2 separate regions of the Mus musculus genome follow, and region 2 is linked to region 1. Evidence: chromatin loops called from intact Hi-C (ENCODE). Cell type or tissue: gastrocnemius. All regions are shown on one strand. Links, peaks and the distances in the headings refer to the core of each region. The heading gives the core; the rest is flanking DNA.

Region 1 (2,920 bases), core at 217-2,716:
GACATGATTGAAGTCTAAAGAAACCATAGCTCACTCGAAGCATGTGTGAACTCTTCTGCTCTTCGTGTCTTGATAAAATGTCATACTTAAAAATATTTTTAGGATACAAATTTATGGGGCTGGAGAGAAGGCTCAGTGGCTAGGAGTCCTGGCTGCTTTTCCAGAGGGCCGAGGTTCAATTCCTAGCACAGCTCACAACCATCTGTAACTCCGGTTCTAGGGGATCCAACACCCTCTTCTGGCCTCTGAACTCAGGCGATGCACGCATATACATGCAGACAAAACACCACTACACATATTAAAATAAAAAAAAGAACCAATTTATACATTTGCTTAGGTGGCAATTACCTAGTTCTTCAGGATCTCATTGTAGCTTTGACTGATGGGGTCTCCTGCTCCCTTCCATGTGGTAAATGTGCTAGGAACTAGTCACTCATGATAGAAGCCTGGGGGAGTGAAGAGATACAAAGGTCACTAGATGCCACTTACAGAGTAAGTAACTAGTAAGGACAAATTCAGCTGAGGAATGACCAGGTCCATTTGTAAAAGCAGTCACTGTTTTGAAGATGACTCCATGAACCAAAGACTACTTGTAAGACTGGAGAAATTTTCCCAGTCAGCAAGACATGAATGATAAGAGGACATTTGACCCTGTACTGACTGGTTTTGTGTGTCACCTTGACATAAGCTGGAGTTATCACAGAGAAAGGAGCCTCCCTTGAAGAAATGCTTCCATGAGATTCAGCTGTAAAGGCATTTTTTTTTTCAATTAGTGATCAAGGGTGGGAGGGCCCATTGTGGGTGGTGCCATCCCTGGGCTGGTAGTCCTGGGTTCTATAAGAAAGCAAGCTGAGCAAGCCAGGAGAAGCAAGCCAGTAAGAAACATCCCTCCATGGCCTCTGCATCAGTTCCTGCTTCCTGACCTGCTTGAGTTCCAGTCCTGACTTCCTTAAGCGATGAACAGCAGTATGGAAGTGTAAGCTGAATAAACGCTTTCCTCCCTAACTTGGTCATGATGTTTGTGCAGGAGTAGAAACCCTGACGAAGACAGGCCCCATTTGACACTGTAGGGAAAGACAAAGCTGGGCCATGGAATGGATCTTCTGTGAGCATGCCAAGGCCTGACTGTGAGGCACATTGCTGTGGAGAGGCTAGTGAAGGACCCAGTCAGTTACAATCCATGAAGTATTGTCTAAGACACTTAGACACTGTTAGTATAGCATTAGAACCCAAGGTTCTGTGTACCTCTGGAGGCCCTTCAATGCTATGTACTACCCAGACTAACTAAATGCCAACAAGCAGAGGAGCGTCAAATGCAGGGACATTCCAGGACCTCTATAAGATGAAGCATCTCTGTTTCTGAAGACACTTGGACAGCTCAGAAGGTGAGGCTCACCCAAGGGTGTGACTACTAAGTGTTATGCCCAGACTTTAGAGCCCCCCCAGACTGCCAAAGATCTCCAGGAGTCTAACTTGTGTGCAAAAGCAAAGAGTCTTTATTCAAGGTTGAGCTGAGGCCTCTCCAACCTTTCCAGTGCATGGGTATGGAAGATGCTAAGCTGGTATCAGTCTTGCTTTTTATACAGTTTAAGCTGGGTAAGGGGCTTTTCAACTTGGTAGTTACATGATTGGTTGACATTTCCGAAAGCATAGCTTGCATAAAATTTTAGCTAGCACCATAAACTTTAATATAACATGAGTCATTTGTCCTGGGCATGACACTAGGCATTTCCCCTTATCAAGGGTGGAGTGGCTGTAACTTGGGGGTGTCTTGGTTCCTGGAACAAGCTGTGGTTTTTCCAGTTACTGAGTTCAAACTGAGGACAAGCTGGACATGAGATGGAGTTTGAACATAAGACATAATTAATTGGCTGGGTCCTTCTCTAGCTTCCTCCACAGCAATGTGCCTCATGACCAGGCCTTGGCATGCTCACAGAAGATCCATCCCACTCCATAACATGGCTTTGTCCTCCCCTACTGTGCCAATCTGGGACAAAAGTGGGACAGCACTCATATCTGGCTGGTCTTCTGCTGTAGCTAGCAGAGTTTCCAGGTGCCAAATGCACTACAGCTATCAGAGGACATTCTACTTGTATAACGATTAAAGAAAAGGTAGATGACTCTGTTACAGAACCCAGTTCCCAACCTGCTGCTGGCATGGTTTGGAGGCCAGGCTCCTTTAGGGTTGGAAGTAGAATACTGCAGAGTCACAGGCTTCGTTATAGTTGACTGTAGTCCATGGGATGTTGACAACTGGGAGTTGAGAGCAGTGCCCTGGGAGGGCAGGGAGACCTAATTACCACAAAAAAAATGTCTTCCCAGTCAGCTGGTCCATATGCTTGCTTCAAACATGCCCACTCCCCTAAAGTCTCTCAGAGACTTCGGCATAGGACATTCTAATTGTTATCATAGCAACATGCCAGCATATTTAAGGAGAAAAATATTAGCCAAAATGTTTTCTGATGCTGGGCATGAGAGCGTACTCATGTAGTCCCAGCTCTTTTGGAAGCAGGAACAGGAAGGCCATAAGATCCCAACCAGTCTTATTAAGACCCTGTTTTATTCTTGACAAATAAAACAAAAATATGTTATAACAGGCTGTAACAAAATAGTAAAATAGTTGCCTACTGTGTACAAGGTTCTAGGTTCAATTCTAGAAACAACAACAACACATACACACACCCCCGCCCCCCCCCCACACAGATTTTACCATTTGGTCTAAGTGTAGTGTAATTGGTTAAGCAAAATATACACCAAGTTGTGAACCCTCCTTTTCCAAATGAGGAAAACCACGTCAAAAGAATAATCATGTAAGAGTTTTATGCCAATTTGGAAATGTCCATAAAATATTATATTAACATTAAGTTAAAATTCAAGTAATTTTTAAAAAAATTGTAAGTGGCTGGGCATAATGGCTCGT
Region 2 (2,920 bases), core at 230-2,729, 370 kb before region 1:
GCTGTGTAGTGAGTTCCAGGCCAGGAAGCCAACGCTTGTGTGACACATCTTCAAAGAAACAGATCAAGGTTAAAAAAACAAAAGCCAAGTTCAAGCCTCAGGGAAGGTTATGAATACATAAGAGCACAGTTGTCTACGTTCTTTGGCACTTTTCTGTTACAAATATGCCTTTTTCACTGAGAATGTCATATGAGCATATAGCATTTTGACATAATCCCTCCTTTCCCCTCGTCCCCTCCCCTTCAATATCTTTCCTGTCCCTTCCTACCCCAACTATTCCCTCACAGTTTCTTGTTTTTGTTTTTCCCCCACTAAGTCCACTTAGTTTTGCCTGTTGGTGATTGGGTGTAGGACCATCTGCTGGAGCGTGGATAGCCTCTCAGGGACCACTTCTCAGCAGATAACTATCTCTGCTTCTCACAACATCCATCAGTTGCCTGGCTCCTGGGTTGGTTGTGGGATTGCCTAACCACCTCCCTATCCATGCAGAGAATTCGTCTAGCTGCACCTTGTACGTGCAGTTACAGCCAGTGTGACTCCCCCAGGTCCAGAAATCACTGATTGGCTCTAGCCATCTGCTGCCCCTGGATCTTGCAATCTTTTGTCCCCTCTTCCTGGATGATCCCTTAGCACTGGGAGCCAAGCATGTACTACAGCTGTCTCCTTGAGGCAGAGCACTCCAAAGTCAACTACTGTCTGCACACTGACCAGTTGTGAGCTCTGTACTCATCATCATCTACCACAAAAAATAAGTTTCTTGGATGAGGGTTAAGAGATGTGCTATCTGGTAAGCGTTTGGGAGCTCATTTAATGCTACTTAGCTAAACACAAAGTAGTAGGTTTATTTAATGACTTGGGTTCATTTCCAATAAAATATCTTGGATGTCATGAGTTTTGCATCATCAACACACTAGGAGAATTCTTTTGAAAAGTGTTTTATGATTATTGTTAAACTTCATAAATGATTAAACTTTATTCATCACATATTAAATTCCCAGAAGGGAATTATTGTATCTCATATTGCCATGCAAACTTGCATCATTAAACTGTAGATTAATGTATACTATTTTTTGTTTTGTTTTGTTTTTTTCCAGACAGGGTTTCTCTCTGTAACCCTGGCTGTCCTGGAACTCACTCTGTAGACCAGGCTGGTCTTGAACTCAGAAATCCATCTGCCTCTGCCTCCAGAGTGCTGGGATTAAAGGCGTGCGCCACCACTGCTCGGCTTACTATTTTCTACCTATGATTCAAGTAACTAGTATAGGAAACAGACAAATAAAAGCTATCAGGAAAATATTTGCTACTATAAGGATATGATTTAGTGAATGCTCAGCTAGCAGCTATTTTTCCTAGGAATTGCTCCACTCTACCAGCAGAGGGCGCCCTGTGCACACAGGGCCAGCAGCTAAAGTTCATTAGCATCTTACCTCTTGGCTGTCTCTGAAATGAATGTGAATGCAGGCAGTGTGTGGAGATCAAAGCTACTTGGCCTGTTCCTACACAATTCTGTGGAACGTCAAGATTTTGTAAGACATCTCTCAACATCAGTCTAAGAGGGCCTGAGTACACCCTTGGTCCAAATGAGAACCCAGACTGTAATTATAGTTAATGGCCGTTTGGGGACATTTCTATCAATGTCCAATGATGAGTGAGGGACATGTTAGCAGAAATAAGGTCGTTCTGTTTCTCTTCTGCTAGACCAACTCTACCATCACTTTGTATAAACAAAATCACGTTGAATTTGGAATCTTAGATTTGGGTTTTGGTTTTTCTTGGAGCAGAGCCTCTCCATATAGCCCAGGCTGGTTTCACAGACCTCTTCCTCCATCTCCTAAGGAGGATCTCATTCATCCTTGGCATTTATTACACATGTTCAATGTAAGAGTTATTCATATATATATTTTCCATTTTCTCTCTCCACAAAAGGTAGTTCTTGGAAAGGGAAAATAGAGAAAGACTATTCTAGATACTTACAGAATAAGTAACGATGGGCTGGGTAGAGAGCTCAGTAGTTAAGGACATTGGCTGCTCTTGCAGAGGATCCAAGTTAGGGTTCCAGCATACCCCCAAACTGCTTACAACCCACTGTAACTCCAGGGCATCTAGTGTTCTCTGGTGGAACATGCCCGCACGAGCACACACACCCCATAGTCACACATATTGCATAACCAAAATTATTTTAAAAAATCTTTTTAAAATGAAAAATAAAGAAATGACATCAATATCTCACACTATCAAGAAGAAGAAGAAGGAGGGGGGAGGGGGAGGAGGAGGGGGAGGGGGAGGAGGAGGAGGAAGGGAACTACAGCTGTAAAGAGACACTTTTCAAAACGGTGTTTGCCTCTCTCTTTGTTAGCCCTGTCAACAGCAAATTATTAGCCAGATTTGACATTCTCTGCCTTGACTGCATTACAGAAAATCAGAAATAGAATCAGACACCCCTTGACCTGGAAGGCACTGACAACTGCTTCGTTTTTTCCCAGAGGACCAAGACCCTGTGAGGGTGGAGTATTGAGATGGTCTGATTGACTGCTAAGCTGGCATCAGAATCCAGATCCATTAACCCAGCCCACCTTGTCTGTCATGACATGTGGCCTTGAGCTAGACCTTTAGCTATTACACTGACGTTAGAGTAAAGTCTGTCTTAACTCAAGAATAGCCACAATATCAAAACAAAAATATGATTATTTAAGACCAGTGACAGAGCAAGTGCTTACTTCGCCTGTGTTAGGCACAAAACCCAACGTTATGACCCCATGAGGAGCCTGAAGAGGCTAAGGCAGGAGGATCCTAGACTTCAGGTCAGCCTGGGCAGTTACAGTTTGACACCAAATTTGAACCTTTCTATTCTTTGCTTTTCCCATTTAATTCATACGTAGAAACTTTCAATGTAGACAATATTATATCAAATGATGTGTTT

The links. A loop is a pair of places that touch in the nucleus more often than their neighbours do. Peaks named below come from ENCODE experiments on the same cell type or tissue, not always from the same donor. Only the 100,000 strongest peaks of a DNase experiment are listed, where the experiment ranks them.
Region 2: it touches region 1 in a loop (6-fold over the local background); 37 of 42 quality-filtered maps call a loop at or near these places.

Annotation. Positions count from the first base shown.
Region 1 is chr19:21,375,932-21,378,851 of GRCm38, reverse strand. No RefSeq gene overlaps it. Among named protein-coding and RNA genes, the nearest start is that of Gda, 95 kb to the left of the region's middle. In gastrocnemius, for the core only: no CTCF peak of the experiment used is centred there; no DNase peak of the experiment used is centred there; H3K27ac peaks cover 1,841 bases.
Region 2 is chr19:21,746,058-21,748,977 of GRCm38, reverse strand. No RefSeq gene overlaps it. Among named protein-coding and RNA genes, the nearest start is that of Gm41818, 24 kb to the right of the region's middle. In gastrocnemius, for the core only: a CTCF peak has its summit at 1,375 (motif pointing right); DNase peaks (open chromatin) are centred at 505 and 1,387.